2 separate regions of the Homo sapiens genome follow, and region 2 is linked to region 1. A link is a loop called in an ENCODE intact Hi-C map of the cell type or tissue named here. Cell type or tissue: prostate gland. All regions are shown on one strand. Links, peaks and the distances in the headings refer to the core of each region. The heading gives the core; the rest is flanking DNA.

Region 1 (11,808 bases), core at 1,936-9,935:
GAAGAAGAAGAAGGAGGAGGAGGAGGAAAAGAAGAAGAAAAAGAAGAAAAAGGAGGAGGAGGAGGAGAAGAAGAGGAGGAGGAAGAGGAAGAAGAAGAAGATTTAAGAAAGATTTAGAAGACAAAGCCTACGAGTAACATTTATAAGTTCATTCTGAGTGTTGTCTCAGGGCTCCAGAAGCTCAGTTTTCACTGCCATGGGCTGAATAATGGAAACGAGGACTTTTCTCTGTCCTTTAACTTTGTATTTGGCCCCAAAGTGGTAGTGGGATTTTTAAAAGCTCCCAAAGAGTAGCCTACTGCCCCTACCTCCCTGCCTTTGTCTGTGTCCCTCGGCCGAGGTACCTTTTTCCTTCTTGGCCCAGCCAATCCCCACTAACCTACTAAGATCAGCTTAGGTGCCATTTCCCTCAGGTAGTCCTTCCTAATCCCTCCATTCCCACACTGCATAAGACACCCTCCTTGGGGCTTCTAGAGTAGCCTCAATACATTTCTGTCACCTGTAAGTATCACTGTATTCTAGAACACTTCTTTACAGATCTAACTCCCTGCTAGGTTTTCCTTGACAAGTAGGACCAGAGTCTAATTCAATTTTGTATAATATCTCAGGTATACCGTTACCACAGGTGCTCATATAATAATAAAAGCAGTTGTTAGTATGGTACTTAGCTCGCTTTACAACAGGTGCTCATAAAATAATAAAAGTAGTTAGTATGGTACCTAGCTCACAGAGTGGTGTGGATATTAAAGAAGTTTACACAACCGAGGTGTTTCCATCAGTCTTGGCATACAGAAAGCACCATGCAGGTGCTAGCTCTTAGCATTTTGTTAAATTACCACTATTACCACTTAGCATAATATTTATTAGGTAATAGAAATAAACAGTAATGGCCGGGCTTGGGGCTCACGCCTGTAATCCCAACACTTTGGGAGGCCAAGGTGGGTGGATCACCTGAGGTCAAGAGTTCGAGACCAGCCTGACCAACATGGTGAAACCCCATCTCTACTAAAAATACAAAAATTAGCCAGGCGTGGTGACAGACACCTGTAATCCCAGCTACTCAGGAGGCTGAGGCAGGAGAATCGCTTGAACCCAGGAGGCAGAGGTTGCAGTGAGCTGAGATGGTGCCATTACACTCCAGCCCGGGTGATAGAGCGAGACTCCATCTCAGAAAATAAATAAATAAATAAATAAATAAATAAATACTTAGTAATGACACAGCTACATTTGTTTTAAAATAACTTCTGTGGTTTGGCTACAGGAACTAATGACCATTGATTAATTAAATGTGTGCATATTTCAAAATATTTTTAAAAAGTACAAAAAGAACCTTGCAATACCTAAAAGTATAACAAATTCACAAAATGCTTAAGAAGTCTCTTGAATATCAAATGATGGCGAATACTACTAAGCTATATAATAACGCTAGGCATAGGGTTAATACTTGCTTAAAATTGCATAAAGGAACTCTGAGAGAATAATAAGAACACTAAGAATGGTGGTTCACGTGTAGGGCATGGAAGGGCTTCTGTGTCTCTGACTTATGAAGTGTTCTGCTCTCAATGTGAGTCACTATCGCCCTGTTATTTTTAGTTTCATTCACTATGAACACACCATGTTAACACACACATCCTCCGGCCCTTCGGTCTCACAGTGGGAGAAATAAGTGTCACCAGTGTTTAAAAAGCATCCTGTGAACTGATTTCAAATACTCTTAAAGTGACTCCCTTCCCTGTGGCTCATAGCAGAGAGCTGCCCATGGGTTCACACCTAAGATCAGACACCTAAGACTACCAACCATCAGACTAGGAGCCCATTTCACCACTGAGCAAAAGCAGACACTACACAGTGAGCTAAAAGAAATGCATTTCAATGAAACATATATATATATATGAAATGCATTTCGTTCATATATATATATGAAATATATATTCGTTCATTCATATATATATATATATGAAATGCAAACATATATATATATATATATATGAAATGCATTTCTCTTAGCTCACTGTGTAGTGTCTGCTTTTGCCCAGTGGTGAAATGGGCTCCTAGTCTGATGGCTGGTAGTATACATCACCTGAGGTCAGGAGTTGTTATATATATATATACATAGTTTTTTTGTTTTCTTTTTTCCTGAGAGAAAGTCTCACTCTTTTGCCCGGCTGGAGTGCAGTGGCACGATCTTGGCTCACTGCAACCTGCGCCTCCCTGGTTCAAGCAATTCTCTTGTCTCAGCCTCCTGAGTAGCTGAGTCTACAGGCACATGCCACCATGACTGGCTCATTTTTGTATTTCATTTTTAGTAGAGATGGGATTTCACCATATTGGTCAGTCTGGTCTCGAACTCCTGACCTCAGGTGATCCACCTGCCTCAGCCTCCCAAAGTGCTGGGATTATAGGCATGAGCCACTATGGCCAGCCTAGATGAACAATATTAAGAACAGGTATTGTTTATCAAGTCCAAATGATGTGTCAGGCACCATTCGAATCTCATGTATCTTACTTAACCCTAAAACAACCCCAGGGTCAGATTCCTATGATCATGACCCCCGTGGAACAGAGAAGATGTGGAATTGCCCAGGGCACAGAGCCTCCAGGAGGGGGCCGGGGTCAGAGCCCAGGAGTCCTGACAGCAGACAGCTCTCCAACTGCATTGCCTTCCCCCTATCAGTGATCCAAATCACTGAATCACCTGTTCACTATTCTTGTTGGATGGCTTTTACTTAGAGCAATGTGGTTCTTGAACAAGATCTCTCATGGGGTCCCATTAGTGCATCGTAGGGTCACCTTAACTAGTGAGTTCCAGAGATTATTGGAGAGCGAGACCTTGAAACATCACCATTCCAAGGTCTCAAAGGCTTTCAGTAGAAGGAATATATTTTTGATCTAATTTCTACTGTGTCTTTAAAATAATACAGGACAGCTTATCTCTGAAACATGAAAGTCATATAATTAAGATTTAAAAACACTTCAAATGCAAAATTCTCATTCCAGAAAAAGAACATCTTAAATAGCGAAATGTATAATGCAAATATTGATACCTGTAAACTTGTTCAAAAGTGAGCTTCATTTTTGATTTATTAAATAGCTTCCCAGAGAGATAGTATTCCCAGTCTTCATTTAGTAAGTAGGGTGTATCCAAAACCTAGAACACATTAGGAAGTATTTTCGAAAAATCAGTTTTACACTAACATACATACTAATATAATAAAATTAATATTCTGTTGAATGTATTTTGGAAATTTTTCATAACATTATTTTTCTGGTTGATTTCCAACTTATAACTAGAAAATAATAGTATAATTGGAATAAATCAATTTATTATATTTATTGATGGGTAGCATCAATCAAAATTATTAAAATTACTTTTTTTGAGAACTTTTTTTTTTTGAGACAGAGTCTTGCTCTGTTGCCCAGGCTGGAGCGCAGTGGCGCGATCTCAGCTCACTGCAACCTCCCCCTTCCGGGTTAAAATGATTCTCCAGTCTCAGCCTCCCGAGTAGTTAGGACTACAGGCACCACCACTGCCTGGCTAGTTTTGTAGTTTTAGTAGAAATGGCATTTCTAGTAGAAACAGCATTTCACCATGTTGGCCAGGCTGATCTTGAATTCCTGACCTCAGGTGATCCACCCACCTCAGCATCCCAAAGTGCTGGGATTACAGGCGTGAGCCACCACGCCGAGAACTCTTTAATCTTTAACCTTTATCTTAATAAAACAAACACATTATAAATAGAAGCAGAGTAGACCATTTGATCAGAATAGCTAATATACAGCCATTAAGTGGTGGACCCAGTGCTGCGCTATTTCTCTCTCTGGACAAAATGTATTAAAATTCACACACTTGGCCGGGCGCTGTGGCTCACGCCTGTAATCCCAGCACTTTGGGAGGCCAAGGTGGGCAGATCACGAGGTCAGGAGATCGAGACCATCCTGGCTAACGTGGTGAAACCCCGTCTCTACTAAAAATACAAAAAATTAGCCGCGCGTGGTGGCGGGCACCTGTAGTTCCAGCTACTCGGGAGGCTGAGGCAGGAGAATGGCATGAAACCGGGAGGCGGAGCTGGCAGTGAGCCTAGATGGCACCACTGCACTCCAGCCTGGGTGACAGAGTGAGACTCCGTCTTAAAAAAAAAAAAAAATTCACACACTCTCTGCCTCTGCATCATACATATTTAAGATGGGCAAATCAATGCATGACTGTACGCGCTTGAGAAGTAGAAATGGTTTTGAAATATCCCGTACTTAAGAAAAATTATCTTTGAATGATTCGACACTCTACAGGAGATAATGATGCCTGGCTTGATGTCTTTCTTTTATCAAAAGGCCAAATGGAGATCATTTGACCTGCTGGTGATCTCAACTTAATCTCCCTCGACCAGTGAAATAACTAAAATACTGTGACAACAGTATTCTCCTGATTTCATAACAGATCTTAGGCGGAAAAATGTATATACAATGAAAGAGTGAAATAGAAATATATTTTAAAAATCAGAATCTGGAGAAAAAAAAAACACAGAAAAGCCACAATTAGAAGCCAGACACTTACAACAAAATTTCCTCATTAATGAAGAAAGCAAAACTGCCAACTGGTCCCCCGGAGTCGGTGGGAGTTGGACTGAGAGGGAGAAAGCGAAGCTTGAATTCATTTCCTGGTGGCACTACTAGACGTGTGCCAGGTCAGCCCTCTGCCACGAGTCATCCGCTTATCAGTCTCTTTCCCTTCAAATATAGGGCTCATCTGTGTGGACACCTCTGTCACCTGGGAATCTCCCAGGGTGTGTGGGAGGAACCTGGGAACTGATCTTCTGATGTTCCCAGCCACATTTGGAAACTACTGCTGAGGAAAATTCTTTTCTCCCCAAATACTGCAATCCACATTGAGCGGCAGGACTTTAACTCCTGACCCTGATTTCGCTTATGATCAGAAAATAAGGACGCTCCCATATTTTTTTTTCTCTTACAAATAGAAAGGATCTACTGAATTTATTGAATATTTGAAAATTTATTGAATTTAATAATTTCAAGAAATTTACTGAATTTAAACCAAACTGCTTATAAGTTTGCACTGCTCTTAAAGTAATGCACAATATATGAAGAAATCCAAGTTTCTGTTCAAGTCCTTTCATAATGGGTAGAAAATCATATTTACCCGGAATAATTCCTTGCTCGTGTAAGGTTCACAGATCAGTTTTTCCACATTTGCACCAAAGACAAAGGTAAGAACCACAATGATCATCAATATCCAGCAAAAGAGGAAACTTAATCCAACTCCACTGGAAAAAAATATAAAGTTAGTAATTCAACAAAGAATGATTCAATATTACCTACTGATACTTACTAAATCTACCTATACTCTATAAAATAGCCCTGGGGTCTTCAGTGTTATTCAGGTGAAACAGATCATCCACCTAGGAGTGACACAGGGCTTGGGGACCTGGAGAGGGGCAGCTCCAGGACAGGCAAGGGTACACTGGATGGGGGCCTGGGGACCTGGGGAGGGGCAGCTCCAGAGCAGGCGGGGGATCACTGGATAGGGGCCTGGGGACCTGGGGAGGGACAGCTCCAGGGAAGGCGGGGATGTACTGTATAGGGGCCTGGGGACCCACGAGGGGTAGCCAATAAGGGGCTGAAAGCACACGAGGAGCACAACCCGACTTCTCTCTGAACGCAAGCACTCTTGGCACAGTGTAAAGGATAGACTGGACAGGTGCCAACGTGGATGGGACATCATTGCAGAGGCTGTTATCATGGCCCATGAGGGTGGCCTAAGGGGGCAGGATTGGTGGAGAGTTGGTGGATGATGGAGATGTAATATAGGAGACACAGGAGGCATAATATAGGAGGCAGCAGGACTCGGAAAGCGCTGAACACGAGAGGTAGAGGCAAGGAAGGGCTCCAAGGGCAGTGCCAGGGAGCGCTGATGCTCTGGAAGGAAAGAGAAGATGGGCTGGATGTTGGTCTTGTTGCCAGAGACACTGAATGGAAAGACTGTGTAGGAGTCAGTATGTTTGGAGCTCAGATATCTGGGTTTCGGATGTACCTTAGGGAGCCAGCAGCTTAGCCATGGTCATTTATCCCCAGGGCTGGCTTGGAGAGAGAAACAGCCTAGGGCTGGGTCTGGAAGACTTCAACATTTACAAAGATGGGTGGTGGAAGGAGGGGCCAGCAAACCAGACCAAGATGATGAGGCAGAGAAGTAGGAAGGTAACTATGTGGGTGTGATGCCACCTAGGGGACAAAAGGAGTGTTTGCAGGAGGAAGGAATGGTCGGCTGTCACCAACCAATGTGCTGTCTGCATTGCACAGAGAGGTCACTGCCAACTTGAAACAAGTGCAGTCATGGGGGAGGAAACCACATCGGAGTGGACCGGAGAGTCAGCAGGAGAGGAGGGCACAGGCAGCAAGCGCAGATCACTCCTCTGAGAGCCTGTGTGGGGGAAGGAGAGCTATAGGGAAGAGGCAGTGTGGGTAAAGAGTTTCTGCTTTTATTTCTGAAGAAGGGAGAGAACAGAGCCTGGTTAAGTATTGAGTGAAAGTCAAGGAGACAGGAAGAGAATAAAGACATGGAAAAGAAAGGGGATGATCCATTTTATCAGGATCAGGGAAAGGAATGGGATTGAGAATATAGCTGGCGGGATCAACCTGAGCAGGCAGGAATCCCTCTGCTTCTGGCACTGCAGAGAAGGGATGGATGTGTTTGAGAGCAGGTGTGTTTGGAAGTTTGATGATGGGAAGTTGCATGATGGCTTCTATTTTCTCTGAGAAGAAGGAGGTAAAGCCATCTGCTGAGAGAGGGGTGAAGTAGAGGAAAATGGACGTATCAGAGTGAAAAGACTGTTGCAGGAAAGTGTGGGGGGTGTCGAAAAAGAAAAAAAACAGAAAGAGAAGGAAGAAAACAAAAGAAATAAAAGAAAAGATTTGTCAGACTATGGCAAGTCCATTTGAGACAGGAGATCCTAAGTTTGTAGGGATACCCAATGTACCCGGTGCGTAGCTTTTCTCTAGCAGTGCTTAGCTGTCTAGATGTAGACATAGAGAACAAACTCTTAAATCGATCTAGGTGCAGCTGCCAAATCAAATACCATCACTGGTGCACACTAGGAAGGAGCCTCAGAAGGGTGTGGGCTGATGCTCGCAATCACCACAGCATCCCCTCCTAAGGGCACGATTCTCCCCTTTGCCTGCAGATGCCAAAGCCATAATTACAATATTTGTGTATCTTCACTAAAATAAATAGCAAGTAATGTTCATTGGAAAGGCCTAGGTCAGCCTGACTTTCTCTGACCTACAAGGCTTCTGAGTCTGGGAGAGCACAAAGAAGAAGTGAGTGAGGGCCATGCCAGGATCCCTGTCTGAGCATGTGTGTCTGTGTGTTGGAGTTAAACAACTCATATAAACCAAGACAGCTGTCTAAAAAGGGCACCATGACTCTTACTCTAAATCGCATACAGTCACTATCTCCAGCCTTTATTTTCTAAATATGCACATTCCTAGATCAGGGGTAGGGGAACCACTGCCCAAGGTCTGTTTTTCTAAGGTTAGTGAGATAATGGCTAATGTGTACTGAAAATATTGAAAAGGAGGAAGAGGAGGGGGAGAATAAGAGTAAGATGAAAGAGCAAAAGAAGGTGAAAAAGAACAAGAATATGCGACAAAGACTGTGTATGGCCAGCAGAACCTAAAATATTTATTACTTGGCCCTTCTTGGGAAAAGCTTGCTGACTAACCCCTGATTTGCACAGTTAGGATAATACATGCATCATTTTCTGACCCCCTTTCAAATGCATTATCTTAGAAACTTTTGTCAACAAATTAGGACTGTCACCTAGTTATCATTTCAGGGGCCATGTGATCTTCCACGCATGGATGTGTCATAACTCACTTGGCCACTCTTCTACAGCTGGACATGTAGGCTGTTTCCAGTGCTTCACTATCATAACTAATACTGCAAAACACCTCCCTCTTCATGATGATTTCTTCACAGTTTGGCTTACTTCCTTCACCTAGATTCCCCAAAATGGAAATTATTCGGCAAAGAGCATCATGGTCTTTTTACAGCCCTTGCTATATAGCCTGACAAACTGCTTTCCATAACCTCAGAAACTGCCACCAGCCATAGGAATGTGCCCAGTTTGTGATACCTGTGGCTGCTCTTGGCATTGTTGTCAATACCTAAAATGGGAAGTTTTATGATGGGCTTCAAATCACGAGATGCTTGTGCCTCTGTTAGATCTCCTTATCTCTGGAGAGGCCTCCTACGCCCCCCTGCAACAGATAATACATTCACCACTGCATCCTATTCAGCTGCTAAAATGCTCCTGGGGCCAGGGGTAGCGGCTCACACCTGTAATCCCAACACATTGGGAGGCTGAGGTCGGAGGATCTCTTGAGACCAGGAATTCAAGACCAATCTGGGCAACAAAGCAAGACTGTCTCCACAAAAATAAAATTAAAATAAAATGCTTCTGGGACCATCTGAAGATAAAAGATCAGAGCAGAGCCAGGGCTCTCTGACTTTCCTCCTTCCAGATCTTTCACTGGTATCCTTTTGGGAGGTAAGAATTCCTGCTTGGTTTTGAAAGAGACCATGCTCTTGATTGGATGGTGTCACCATTTTTAAAGAGCAGGTGGTGTTTTGGTTGCAACAAAACTACACATACTCTTTCTGGTTTCTACAAGCAAGTAAACAGTTTTAAAAAAAGAAACTGCATTCTTCTAATTAGTCTGATTAGACTGATGACGCTTGTATCATCTCCTCCTTTTGCAATTATCCAGTTGTTTACCAGATACCTCAAGAAGCAGAGAATTCTGCCAAGCACAGCAAAGCGTGCCATGCTGACTGGTTGCATTCAACAATAAAGAAATCATAGCCACCCTAAGTCTGCAGACTCCTTGAAATGAATCAAACAACATCTGACAGTTACCAGCCTTCTTCCTGCTGCTGAGATGAATCCTATGGCCTCCATGCCACAGGTCTCCATGTCTATAGAATTAGTATATCTAAACTAAGGTAGCTTTTAGCCTCCATCAATTTGTTGATGATTTCTCTGTTTTATTTTTTCTTTCTTTGAAGCTTGATATCACATTTTTTGTTGTATCCCTTTAAAAAGTGTGAATAAAATTTCGATGAGGGGTGCACCATTTTTCAGAGCAATTTACCCTACCTTTCAAGTAGTTAAAAAAGATGGAAATATAGGTATATATACACACCCCACCAAAACACTAACAAACAACCAAGTTAAATTGTTGTTAAATTTGTAACATTAAACTTAAAATCAATTAAACATTAAAAGTAATGGCAAAAACTGCAATTACTTTTACAGCAACCTAATAATCTTCTGTTTAATGTATTTTTGTGTATCTGTGTACATTTGAACAAGAAGGGAAGACAAATTCATTTTTCCTTGCAGATGTGATTTCTCCTTTTTTTCTTCTCTGTCCACAGGTACTTGCAGCTAATCTTTCTTTCTTTCTTTCTTTCTTTTTCTTCCTTCCTTCCTTCCTTCCTTCCTTCCTCTCTCTCTCCCTCTCTCTCTCTCTCCCTCCCCCTCTCTCTCTCCCTTCCTTCCTTCCTTCCTTCCTTCCTCTTTCTTTTTTTCTTTATTTCTCGCTCTCTCTTTTTTTTTTTTTTTTTTGACAGAGTCTCACTCTGTCGCCCAGGTTGGAGTGCAGTTGGCACGATCTCGGCTCACTGTAACCTTTGCCTCCTGGGTTCAGGTGATTCTCGTGCCTCAGCCTCCCAAGTACCTGGGATTACAGGTGTGCACCATCATGCCCAGCTAATTTTTGTATTTTTAGTAGACATGGGGTTTCACCATGTTGGTCAGGCTGGTCTCGAACTCCTGGCCTCAAGTGATCTGCCTGTCTCGGCCTCCCAAAGTGTTGGGATTACAGGCGTGAGCCATCGTGCCCAGACAAATATAATTTCTTAAGCTTTGGCCTGTGAGCATCTAAGCTTCTGTTTGTGTGGAGTTCTTTGTCCAGCCCTGGTAGACCTCAGGTCATTAGCTCTAAGGTGATTTTACGACTCTAGTTTGTAAAGGCCTATACCATACTGGAGCCTAATTATTGTAGGGAAAGGATTTATAATCATAGCTTGTAAGAAGCCTGATTTATTGTTCCAGTGACCCAAAGTTTTTTGTTTGTTTGGTGTGTGTGTGTGTGTGTGTGTGTGTGTGTGTGTGTGTGTGTGTGTGAAAATTTGGTTTGAAGACCCAAAGTTTTAAAAAACAAATTAATCAAATTAATGTACAGCATCTGCTCTCCAGCCCGCTCACTCACAGCCCCGTGCTAGTGACTTAAGTGGATAAATGAGAGAACACGACTCAGGTTTTGGTTCTTCACTCCCCAAAGGAATTGTTTCAAACCTTAACCACTGACCTAGAGCCCCATCTCACTCCCTACTGCTGATTCTTCATGATCTTATCAAAAAGAGAATATTGACTTAGAACCCACACAGCTCTCTCCCTGCAGAGCATTCAAAGCCATTACACCACATCCTAGCTTACATTTCTGGCTCTGGCCCCGGTTGCACCTGGCTCATGCCTGCTATGCTTTGTCGTATCCATAGAGTCACAGGTTTTTCAAAGACACTAACTTGGAGGTCAATGTCTTTGAAGCAGGGACAGTCGCTCCAGTCTTCTGCCGCAGGCATACCTCTCCCTGCTGCCTCACACCTGTTCTCACGCCTAATCTAGGCTACCTGTCTAAATCCTAAGGGTTCTGCCTTGGCAGCCTTAGTTCTAAATCAAGTTTCTAGAATTTCAAGCTAGCAATACTGCTGACCAATACTGCTGTCCCACAAGAGATTGGCTCAGCCTCTGGTGAGTGAATAAATGAATGAATGAATGAATGACAAAAAGAAGGAACAATAGAAATCAAGAAAGCAAGTCTAGCTGCTTTTAAAAGGAGCCTGCCATATATAAATAGTGTGCTTAAGCTGGTCTATCAAAATGCAAGTAATTTAGTGTTGTTGTTGTTGTTGTTTGTTTGTTTTTAATGTTTAGGCTTGACAGAAGTACCCAAATCAAGGAAGGTCCCATCACAGCAGGATCTCTCCTCCTCGCGACCTGGGAGCTGGAACCCCGCGTACGTGGCCCAGAGGGCGCCGGGTTCATGTAACACCAGAGTCAGCACCCAGTCTCTCTCCTGCATTCCCACTCCCACATGACAGAGAGGAGCAGACACTCACACCATGAGGAAGACGCCTCCGGTGTTGGAGACACAGCCTCGGGTGGTCGGGGTGGCATGCCTGTCATAGCCGCACACGCCACACAGTAAGCCCAGGTAGTAAAAAATCACGATGAGGGTCAGCAGAGAGCAGATGACCAGGCCACCCAGCCACCTGGAGAGGCAAGCACAGTGTTAGTATACATGACACAGGTGACGCCACCCTAACACAAAAGCTGCTGGACTAAGGCTGGAGCCGATGAGTTATTCTTGGCTTCTAAAATCAGAGTCTTCTATCAATTCCTCAGAGGACAATAATGTTGAGTGAAAAGATCCCTTCACACCCTTTGCCTTCCAATTCAACCAGCGGAGAAACTTTTATTTTGATTCTAGGTTTGCATTGTTCCTGGTGGTCATGGGATCATTGCCTCCTTCCTTTGCTTTGATTCCCACGGGTGTCACACAGGGTTCATAAGCACAGCACACTGAGCTTCTCCAAGGCTACTGATGAAAACACCCTTAAGATTTTTATGTTCTTTTAAGGCCTCTGATGTTCTAAGTGCCTATTATAATAATGAAGGCATATGGCTAGATCATGATTAGACTACAGATAAAGAAATACTGGATTCTTTT
Region 2 (11,808 bases), core at 1,594-9,593, 270 kb before region 1:
GCACCATCTATGCCTGTAGGATCCGTTCTTCCATCTACAAGGGAAGAGAACTAATCAGAGTGCACAGTAACTATATGCTAGGCATTTGCTGTGTGCACTACATAAAATAGTATGTTTATCTGAATAACCAGTACATTAAAGAGAGTCAGGCTGGGTGTGGTGGCTCATGCCTGTAATCCCAGCACTTTGGGAGGCTGAGGCGGGTGGATCACCTGAGGTCAGGAGTTCAAGACCTGCCTGACCAACATGGTGAAACCCCATCTCTACTAAATACAAAACATTAGCCAGGAGTGGTGGTGCGTGCCTGTAACCCCAGCTACTTGGGAGGCTGAGGCAGGAGAATCACTTGAACCCAGTAGGCAGAGGTTGCAGTGAGCCGAGATTGCACCAGTGCACTCCAGCCCAGTCAACAAGTGTGAAACTCCATCTCAAAAAATAAAATAAAATAAGAGAGAGAGAGAGAGAGAGAAAGAGAGCACATGCACTGGTGAGCTGGCTTGTCATCCCCATATAGTTCTTATTCTCTTTTTCATTTAGTAATAGAACCCTTGAATTTTAGATGGTTCATGGCTATCAAGAATAATGATCCTAGCCTCTCTACCCACTGTGGCCAAGTGACATGTGCAATTTCTGGGTTTAGCACTTGAAAGGAAGGGACTTACATTCCCTTTCTCCTTTTATGCTGGCTGGTATATGGGCCCACAAGATGTGGAGGTGAGCGTCTTCAACTGGGCGTGGCAGAGTAACACAGCAAAAGGAAGCCGGGTGCCTCTGTACCATGGCATCACTCTACCAGCCCTGAAGAGTTACTGAGAGAGAAATAAACATCTGTCTTCTCTAAGCCACTGTCATTTAGACAGAAGCCAGATTTTATTTGATCCAATGTGGGTAGGTTCATATTCTCCCTTCAGAAGCAAAGAAACTCTGGCTCAGAGAAGTTTATGAAGGACTCACCCAAGACCACCCAGCTAGTGCAGGCAGAACCAGGATCTGAAGGAGTCTGAGAACTGTCAAAATTCACTCTGGCAGATGTCTTGCTCTTTGGGCTGGAAATTAGGACAACAGACCCATCATCTCCAGCATGTATTCTAGGAGCCAACATCCCAGGGTTCGGTGATGGATTTAAGTCCTCTCCTCATTCTTTAATGCTATTCGTTCCCTGTGAATTTGGCATGCATCGTTTCTGAGTCCTTTCACAGGAGGTAAAGGATAGCCTGTGAACCTGGGTCTTTCCTTTCCTCACCTGAAAATGAAGTCCACCCTCATGTCGCTGCTGCTCAAAAACCTTCAAAGTTACCTACTACCAAGTTCAGACTTCTAGTCCCATCTTCCAGGTTCATCATACTCTTTCCAGACACGTCACCCACAGCTTCTCATCTGGAATGTTTATTTCAAGGCTAGTTTTGATCCACTTCCCATAAGATATCATATGCTTTCCTGCTCATCAGCCTGTGGAAACACCGTTTTGGCAGTAGTAAGCACTCTGTTCTTACTGAGTTAGTCAGATGATCTGAAATTGTCAGTTTTCTTATCTACAAAGCCTCCATGAGGTTACCCTGATCCCTGATCTCAATATTTAAAATCATAGCCTCCATCTCACAACTGTGGCTCTTCAAAACCCTCATGTGACTGCATTTTTTTTCTTTTTTATAGTGTTTATCTTCTGACTGACCTACTTGTGAAGTGCGGTCTTTTTTTTTTTTTTTTTTTTTTTTTGAGACGAGGTCTCTCTCCTCTCTCTGTCACCCAGGCTGTAGTGCAGTGGCACAATCACGGCTCACTGCAGGTTTGACCTCCTGGGCTCACGTGATCCTCCCACCTCAGCCTCCCAAACAGCTGGGGATACAGGCACTTACCACTACGCCAGCTAACTTTTAAAGTTTTTTTTTTTTTTTTTTTGTAGAGATGAGGTCTCACTATATTGCCCATGCTGGCAAATTCATTCTTTAGCGCCTCCCACCTGTCAGAACATGAGCTCCAGGAGGTCAGGGACTTTGACCTGTTTTTTTCACTGATGATGGTATTCTAAGGACCTAAAACAGAACTTGCAACTCGGTAGACACTTAGGAATGAATGAATGGATGAATAGATGAATGAACGAATGAATGGTTGGATTCTACCCTGGAAAGGCATAGATTTAAGAAGAACGATGTTCAAAGGTGCTGGGCAGCCAGAAGGAATGACAAATGCTCTACAACACCTTCAGAGAAGTGCCCAGAGGCTGCATATGCATAAGGTCTACATTTTGATTGCAAGAAAAAGAATCCTTGTGTGGCTCACTTATGTGGAAAAGGGGGAATAAAGTTGTTGCAAAGATTAGTGGTATAGACTTTCTAAGGAGCCTGGAACCTCATAAGTCTTGGATAGGGAAGTGTCTGTGGTGTTAGAATTACTTAGGTTTGTATGGTTTTACTCTTTGTCTCATTAATCAGACTGTCAACCTATACAGAAACAGACCATGTAAAATTCCTTGTTGTAAAACCCACTGCACCCTACACCACCATTCCTGAAATGGGCAAATGGTGCCATCCTAGCACCAGTGCCTTGGGTTAGCTCCCCTGCTGCAGGAAGAATAAGGAGAACGAGGGTAGCTCTTCTCACTTTTCCTCGGTATTTTTTTTTTTTTTTTTTTGAGATGGAGTCTCGCTCTGTTGCCCAGGCTGGAGTGCAGTGGCGTGATCTCGGCTCACTGCACCCTCCGCCTCCCGGGTTCAAGCAATTCCCCTGCTTCAGCCTCCCGAGTTTTCCTCAGTATTTCTGAGCACTTTGCAGTGTCAGGCTTCCAGCTGGCACTCTGGAGTCATCATCTCATTTTACTCCAACCACATTCCTAGAAGGAAGACAGTTTGATTGTCATCAATGATGCTGAGGTTCAGAAGGATTAAGTGATCATTTAATGTTACTCAGAGGCCGAAGCAAAACGGAGATTTGTCTGTGTGTAAAGTTCTCATTCTTCCTACCACACCACACTGCCTTAAAATGTCTCTGGGTCTCACACCACAGCAGGTAAGTAAGGGGTTTGCAGTTCCTGACCTGTTCTTCCCTGTGTGTGGGCATTCTTTCAGTGACTGTTGGTAGACATTTTTGACAATTCTGGCTGATTCCTTTGAATGTCAAGGATAAAACTCTCTTTCACTCTGCCAAGTTTTTCACCAACTTTCATCACCCTGGCAGGAATTTTTCTAATCTATTTTTTAAACATTCTAGCTGTGAATAGTCATAGATAATTTACAAAAGAGAAACCACAAATAGCAAATATACAAAATTATTTAATCACTCTAATAATAATGGAAAACAAATTCAACAAGGTGTCATTTTCACCTAAACTTTCTTGGCATACATTAAAACATAGCAGAAAAATGTTTTAGAGATGTTATTCAATGCTTGATGTCACTGTAAATTGATAAAGTGCTTTGGGAAAACAATTTGACAATATGTGTCAAGAATTAGAAAAATATCACAGTCTTTGACCTAGGTCACACTTTAGGGTACTTTTGGTGCCCTATTCCAAACAAGTGATTTGAAATGCACATACAGCCTATATGCTCAAATATGTTCTCCAGAGCATTCTTTATAATACTGAAATACTGGGAACTGGACTCAAATATCCACTGACAAGTAAACAGTTACATCAAAGGGTACACTTACTGGAGGGAGTAGAATATAGCCCTTAAAGACAATGGTAGGATAATCATACAGCAAGCAGAAGACCCCATGAATAATCCAAGGGGAAAAAACCAACCTTAGCGCTTATAGGTTATAATATTGGCCAAAAATTCAGTAGACTTTTAATCTGCAGGATTGGTGATGATATGAGAAAACAGACATATAGTACTGGAATGAGGACTCAGTGTGGCACTAAGGGCCAAAGGCAAACATCAGATCTTTTAACTTAGCTGGAAGGCTCTATCCTAAATGCCCCAGGCCACAGAGACAGGACTACTCATCTCTACTTGTTTAGGAATAGTGGGGTAAAGGGCTTTTAATCTGCAAAGGTTTCAAATGAAATAAACAACTGTTGATGTAAATCCACCCATTTTATTAATAGTTTTGTGGTAAATTTAGGGACAATCTGTATGTTTTGGTATTTAATTATTGGCAATATTTTAGAGAATGTAGCATATAAGAACAGCTGTTGGATTAAACCTGTGATGCCAGTATATGGGTTACTATTAAGTAACTAATTCTTTTTCTTTTTTTTTTTTTTTTTTTGGAGACAGGTTATCGCTCTGTCACCCAGGCATGGAGTGCAGTGGTGTGATCATGGCATATTGTAACCTCAACCTCCTGGGTTCAAGTGATCCTCCTGCCTCATCCTTTCAAGTGGCTGAGACTACAGGAGCAAGCCAGCACTACTGGAAAATTTTCTTTTCCCTTCCTTCCTTCCTTTTTTTTTTTTTTTTTTTGATGGAGTCTTGCTCTGTCACCCAGGCTAGAGTTCAGTGGCTTGATCTTGGCTCATCACTGCAGCCTCCACCTCCTGGGCTCAAGTGATTCTCCTGCCTCAGCCTGCCAAGTAGCTGGGCCCACAGGTGTGAGCTACCACGCCTGGCTGATTTTTGTATTTTTAGTGGAGATGAAGTTTTACCATGTTGGCCAGGCTGGTCTCAAACTCCTGACTTCAGGTGATCCTTCTGCCTTGGCCTCCCAAAGTGCTGGGATTATAGGTGTGAACCACCATGCTCAGCCAAGTAACTGATTTTAGGCTTGGGATTTTTAGTAGGAAGTTATAAGAGAATTTTACTAAGTTTTGAACCAGTATTGGAATTTGTAAAAGAATTAAGATTAAATTTTATACATTTATTAGGTTTACTACAATCAAGTAATTGAGAAAGTTTTGCTAATTTAAAGTCATTTAAAATATTTTTTAAAAAAGATGTAATATTTTAATATTTAAGTTGAAAATAACCTGAAGCCTTGCCCAGTGGCTCATGCCTGTAACCGTAGCACTTTGGGAGTTCAGTGCGGGAGGATCACTTGAACCCAGGCATTCAAGACCAGCCTAGGCAACATGGCGAGACCCCGCCTCTACAAGCAAACAAACAAAAAATTGGCTGGGTATGTTGGTGTGCACCTATGGTCCCAGCTACTCAGGAGTCTGAGGCAGGAGGATTCTCTAAACCCGGGAAGGTCAATGCTTCAACGAGCTGTAGTCATGCCACTGCACTCCAGCCTGGGTGACAGAATGAGACCCTGTCTCAAAGAATAATAATAATAATAATAACTTAACCTGAAATAACTTGAGTTTAAAACATCACAGGAATTAAGTAAGTGTGACAAATCCTTAAGAGTTATTGTCAGAGTTCACCAGGTTTTTAAATAGAACAATGTGATTTATAAATTAAATAAAAGGGCATGGGAAAATTAGGCTTTTGAGTATATAAATGTAATAACAAGAATCAATTTTAAAAATCAAAGTAACTGCAAATAGTGCAGTTACCCCCTCAAGTATAGTCTCACATTGACAAGAAAAGGTTTTTAAGCTACAAAGTGAGAAACCAATGCACAGAACATGAACCGAGACATGTAAACCAGAAGAAAGCAAAACAGCATGTTTCTATTTGTGCATGATAATGGATGTAAGTGATAGAAATAGGTCTGAGAAAGTAAACTCCAAGCACCTAACTGTGGGTTCCTTCTAGGCAAAGGAATAGAAACTGGAAAAAGATGAAGGGAGGCTGTCATTATTAGTGTATCTAATTATGTGTTATTTTATTTTTTAAAAAAGTAAAGAAAAATGTAACCTTATGTTAATTAGTTAATTATTTGAAAGCAAAAGTAATTTTAAATTTTGAGTGAATCGAGTCTGGGACATTAACTGCATCACAGGTGCAATTGTAGAAAATGTCCGGTAGGTGGAGCACTAATACAAACCTGTGGGTCAGATTTCTTTAGCAAAAAAGAGAGGACCAGCATTCAAATGGAGTCAGGAACTTTTAAGGACAGGGCCACTAGTCCAGAGCCATGGGATATATTTCCAAGCCAACATTAGATGGTTTCATAATTTTAAAATTCATCTTTTAGTTGGTTTAAAAGAATTCAGTAATTTCTGTTTTTACAAACCCAGTGGCCAGATACTGTTTACTATGAATAGGGTCCATATTTTGGGCAGGCCCTCTGTTGATGTCTTCATGTCAGGACAGGTTTTTCTTCACCACTTAAACTCTGATCATGTAATAGCCATCAGTAGGAAACCTGGCTAACACTGTGTTCCATCCGTACAATAAGAATTCATCCACAAGGAAGAATGAGTTAACTCCCTGTGTACCAATATGGAAGCATGTTCAAAATATGATGTTAGGTGAAGAACGCACGTTGCAGATTCCATTTGTGCTTAGATAAAAGGATATCTAAAGACATCTAAGGATAATTTGCAGGGCAGCAGCAGGTCCTGTTGTCTAGAGAAGCTTTTTGCTCAGGAAAGAATGTCTTGAGATGGTATTTCAATGACGTGTGTGCTCAGGATTGCAGAAATAGGAATTAGTTATATTGAGCAGGTTCAGCATGCATGTGTTCATTGCATTCCTGGAAAGAGAACTCAAACTATCAAAGTTGGTTTTCTATGGAAAGTGCAAATGGGGAGACTAAGAGACTTTTACTTTCCACTTTATAACTTCCTATATACTATGTACATTTCTCCACAGTGTGCACAATTTGCTTTTTTTTTTTTTATACTGGTAGCAGTAGAATTTATTCAAATGTGCCTTAATATAGGCACTGGGGCTTGCCTATGGTGCTCTCGATATATAAGGCCCGGACATTCTGCCAGTTTTTCTGCCAGTTTTTCTTGAGCAATGTCACCAAGAAGTTGACAGGCAGGTGACTGTTACACACAAGCTCATTGTCTGTCCTTTTCACGTGGCCAACAGCCACAGCCAGACATAACACCTTCTTCATGTGGAAATTGATTACGGACTTCATCTCATCCACTTTGGCCACCATGTTTTCCTTGTGTGTGAGCAGGGAGGGGCAATTTCCTGCCTTATTTAGGACTGGGCCGAGGATTCGTGGGATCTGCTTGATCAGAGACTCTGAGGCCAAAAATGCATCATACTCTTGGCCAGTTTCTTGACCAGTTTCTTATTCTTGTTGAGTTTTTTCAGTACCTCGTTTTCCATGTGGTGGAAATCCACAGGCTTGGCCTTGTCACGGTGCTGCTGGTTACCCAGGACACACATGGAGAACTTGGGGCAGGGAGTGGACTTAAGCCTGACGGTGCCCGAGAAGCGCTTGTCCTTCTGGGGAGTCATAGTTCTTGAAGCTGATCTGCAACTCCACCATCTCCAGAAACTTGGGGTGCTTGCGCTGGTTTCGGTGCAGGACTTCGCGCACCGCCTCCTACGGGGTGTCACGGGAGACTTTGCTGCTCATGGCTTCTCGCTCCGCGCTAACCAGAAAAGAGACTAATACTGCACATATATTTTTGAGCGTAGATTCCATACACCAATACTGACACTTTCTCTATTTCCTTGTTAATTTGCAGGGCAGCAGCCGCTACTCAAAGAAAAGCCCCAAGTCTTTATACAGAACAAAGGGCGGGTCTTATCATTCCCCTCTTTCTGGTGCTGGCTTCCAGGACTCAACTGTAACTGGAAACTGTGTTGCTCTAACCCTCCTCCAGCCCTGCAGCCTCCCCTTGCAGTCATCATTCGTGTTCTGTGTATACCAAATGATTCTGTTATCTAAAGAAGCTTTTTGCTGGGAAAACGATGTCCTGAAAATGGTATTTCAATGAGGCATATGTTCAGGATTTCAGAAACAAGAAGTTAGTTCTATTTAGCAGGTTAAAAAATGCTGCATTAGAATTAAAGCAAGTTATTTTCTTATTTGTATAATGACACAAAGCATTGGGAGTCAGACTGCTTGTATATTATCAAACATTTTAAGAGAATTCTAATAAAGCTGTATTTTACATCATCTATATTTTCCTATATCTCCAGCAGCACGGACACTGCATGCTTGTTGATTGCTTAAGACATATGTATACTATATAAATGTATGCATATATGGTCTGCAAAGTTTTCATTTTTCATTTATTTGGTATAAAGATGTTCAGTTAATGGTTCCTTTTTGTTTTGAGAGACAGAGTTTCGCTCCTTTGCCCAGGCTGGAGTGAGGTGGGGAGATCTCAGCTCACTGCAACCTCTGCTTCCAGGATTCAAGCGATTCTCCTGCCTCAGCCTCCCAAGTAGCTGGGATTGCAGGTGCCTGCCACCATGTCCAGCTAATTTTTGTATTTTTAGTAGAGATGGGGTTTCACCATGTTGGCCAGGCTAGTCTCGAATTCCTGACCTCAGGTGATCCACCCACCTCAGCCTCCCAAAGTGCTAGGATTACAGGCGTGAGCCACCACATCCAGCCATAATAGTTACTTATAATGAGGGAAAAACCCAAAATATCCAGTAATATTTACATATTTACTGAAACTGTTTGGAACTTGTATTAGTTTGTTCTTGCATTGCTATAAAGAACTGCCCGAGACTGGGTAATTTACAAAAATAAAAATAAAAAAGAGGTTTAATTGACTCACAGTTCTGTGTCCAGAATTGTGACAAAATTGTGACAACCTCTGGGTTTTTGGTCTTGCTGACTTCAAGAATGAAGCCATGGACTTTTGCAGTGAGTGTTACAGCTCTTAAAGATGGTGTGTTCAGAGTTTGTTCCTTCAGATGTGTCTGGAGTTTCTTCCTTCTGGTGGGTTCGTGGTCTCGCTGACTTCAAGAATGAAGCTGCGGACCTTCGCGGCAAGTGTTACAGCTATTAAAGGTAGTGCGGACCCAAAGAGTGAGCAGCAGCAAGATTTATTGTGAAGAGCGAAAAAACAAAGCTTCCACAATGTGGAAGGGGACCCAAGCTGGTTGCCACTGCTGGCTCGGTGGCCAGCTTTTATTCCCTTATTTGGTCCCACCCACATCCTGCTGATTGGTCCATTTTACAGAGCGCTGATTGGTCCATTTTACAGAGTGCTGATTGATGCATTTACAATCCTTTAGCTAGACACAGAGTGCTGATTGGTGTGTTTACTATCCTTTAGCCGGACACAGAGTGCTGACTGGTGTGTTTTTACAGAGTGCTGACTGGTGCATTTACAATCCTTTAGCTAGACACAGAGTGCTGATTGGTGCGTTTACAATCCTTTAGCTGGACACAGAGTGCTGACTGGTGTGTTTTTACAGAGTGCTGACTGGTGCATTTACAATCCTTTAGCTAGACACAGAGTGCTGATCGGTGCATTTACAATCCTTTAGCTAGACAGAAAAGCTCTCCAAGTCCCCTCTCGACCTAGGAAGTCCAGCTGGCTTCACCTCTCTGTTCCACAGGCTTACAGGAAGCATGGCTGGGGAGGCCTCAGGAAACTTACGATCATCATGGAAGGCAAAAGGGAAGCAGTCATGTCTTACATGGCCAGAGAAGGAGGAAGGGAGTGAAGGGGGAGGTGCTACATGCTTTCAAACCACCAGATCTCGTGAGAACTCTGTCATGAGACAGCACTAGGTGATGGTGCTAAACCATCCGAAACCACCTCCGTGATCCAATCACCTCCCACCAGACCCCACCTTCAACACTGGGGATCACAATTCAATATGAAATTTAGGTGGGGATACAGAGCCAAACCATATCAGAACTATTTACATGGGTTTTAGAATATTTGTAGAATGGAGTATCATTCAACAAGTAAAAGCCATGTTTACCAATTCACATGTCCTTCAGATGGTGAAGGAATAAACTAACTGGTAAATCTACACCATGGAATACTACTCAGCAATAAAGGTAACTACCTTGATATATGCAGCAATATGGATGAAACCCAAATGTGAGAGCTGCCGCACCAAAAGGCCACCAACTGTATGATTCTATTTATATGACATCCTCGAGAAGGCAGAACTATAGTAGCGGAGAGCAGACCAGTGATTGTGGGGGTTGAGAATGATCAGGACTAGAAGGAGGCGCTGACTGCAAAGTGACACTGAGAAAAATTTTGGGAGCGATGGAGCTGCTCTGTGTCTTGATTGTGGTGGTGATTGCATGAATCCAAGTGTTCGTCAACACTCATGGCCCTGTACATGAAAAAGAGTAAATTTTATTTTATGTAAACCAAAAAGAAATGTTTTCAAAGAACATTTAATCACATAGGAAAATGTGTAAGAGATAAAATATAAAACTTAATTATATGATGAAAATGTCTAAAGTATGATACAAATTTAATATATTAAAATATAATATATATACGGGAAATCATTCTCAAAATTGTCTCCTCCACCAGTCGACTAAACTTAGGGGTTTACATAGCAGGAAGGAAATGTAACTATATGTGAGAAAACAGGAATGGGGGAGGGGTAAGGAAGAGAAGCTGCTAAACAGGAGTCATGATGGATGAAGGGTCTGGCATCTAATTGTGTGGATGTGGTGGTCTGGTGAGTTTCGGTTCCTTGATACTAACTGGTTGCCTAAGGGTCAGTTTCCTGAAGAAGGAATTCAGATAAGACAAATGTAAGTTTCAATCTTAGATGAGAGGGTCAATTTTCATGTTTATCCAAAAAACAGTAGACATCACTTCTCTGGGACAGCTGGGCTGGTTTCAGTCGGACACTGCCACAGGGAGCAGGCAGGAGCGGGAACCAGGCCACGCTCAGAAGGGTTAAGGAAAGAGACTTTGGGAAGTGAGACTGCAGAGGAATGAAATCCATGAAAACCTGGCATGGTAGAATGTTCATTTGGTGTAGACACTGGTGTGTATTGTAAAAGCGGTATTAGCTTCTTACAGAAGGTGTGCTCAGCTGGGCTCCTCTAACCAAGTTGCTTGGTGCTCTACCCAGACGTGCTCTCTACTCTCTCCCTCCTCAGGGTCTTTGAACATGTTGGTCTCTCTGTGTTGATTTTCCTTCCTGCCCTGTCTCCCATCTGGCAGACTCTAAGACATACCTTAAGCATCACCTCCTCCCTGGATCCTTCTGTTGACCTCTCTCCCTGCAAAAAAGCAAAGAATTCCCTAACAGGGCCCATCTTCATGGTGTCAGCATTGTTTGGGTCCTTGCCTAACTTCACCCTGGGACTGTGGCTTCTTTGCAGACTCACTCATCTTTGCAGCCCTAGCCTAGCCCTGCTTGGATGAAGTAGACCTTCCACGTGTGAATGAACTAAGTTTAATAGAGGAAAACAGAGGGTGGGGGATTCTTTAGCTTTCTTTTGTTGGAGGAGGCCAGGGAGGGTACAAGGGAAGCTTAATAACAAGGTGTGGCATGCTTTTCTGTATTTATGGCATACTTTCATAAAACACTTGAAGTGTGTGATATTGCTAGGGTGTGTGAGGGGAGCCGTGAGGGAAGATGACAAGCAGCATAAGACTTTTGGGTACTTAGAGAAAGAGAAAAGGACCCAACCAACCAACTTCCAATTCATAATTCATGGTTTGTCTCAGGACCGTCTGGCTCCTTAGGCCAATCCCATGGGAGCCCCAGCCAAGGGGCGTCTCTTAGACCAAGCTTGGAAAACACAGTGTCTGCTGCCTTCATGTTGCCTGGGTTACCAGGCGACTTAGCCACTCACAGCACAGTGACCTGCGACTCAATTAGAGAAATGCCATTTTGAGTTCCATAAGAAAAATAAGGCTTTATTTTTAAAAACTAAACATAACTTCACTTTTTTCCCGAATATAAGAGTAATAATGGCTCTTTACTTGAAAAAAATCTACACAATACAGAAAAATTAGGAAGAAGGCAAATCTCATCTGTCATACTGCACGCAGAGTAGCAGACATTTTTCTATGTGTTTTTATGCACATATTTATATTTATAGACCCAAGAGGCT

The links. A loop is a pair of places that touch in the nucleus more often than their neighbours do. Peaks named below come from ENCODE experiments on the same cell type or tissue, not always from the same donor. Only the 100,000 strongest peaks of a DNase experiment are listed, where the experiment ranks them.
Region 2: a loop joins it to region 1, with 2.3 times the contacts of the local background. A loop is called at or near these places in 48 of 110 quality-filtered maps.

Annotation. Positions count from the first base shown.
Region 1 is chr4:15,995,341-16,007,148 of GRCh38, forward strand. It overlaps PROM1 (prominin 1), which reads right to left. Exons shown (of 28, transcript NM_006017.3): 13 at 11,198-11,350; 14 at 5,156-5,279; 15 at 3,045-3,148. Among named protein-coding and RNA genes, the nearest start is that of FGFBP2, 38 kb to the left of the region's middle. In prostate gland, for the core only: a CTCF peak has its summit at 6,247 (motif pointing left); a DNase peak (open chromatin) is centred at 6,221.
Region 2 is chr4:15,724,257-15,736,064 of GRCh38, forward strand. It overlaps BST1 (bone marrow stromal cell antigen 1), which reads left to right. Exons shown (of 9, transcript NM_004334.3): 9 at 7,484-8,531. The coding sequence ends at 7,589. It also overlaps the pseudogene RPL10AP7. Among named protein-coding and RNA genes, the nearest start is that of BST1, 27 kb to the left of the region's middle. In prostate gland, for the core only: a CTCF peak has its summit at 5,842 (motif pointing right); a DNase peak (open chromatin) is centred at 5,875.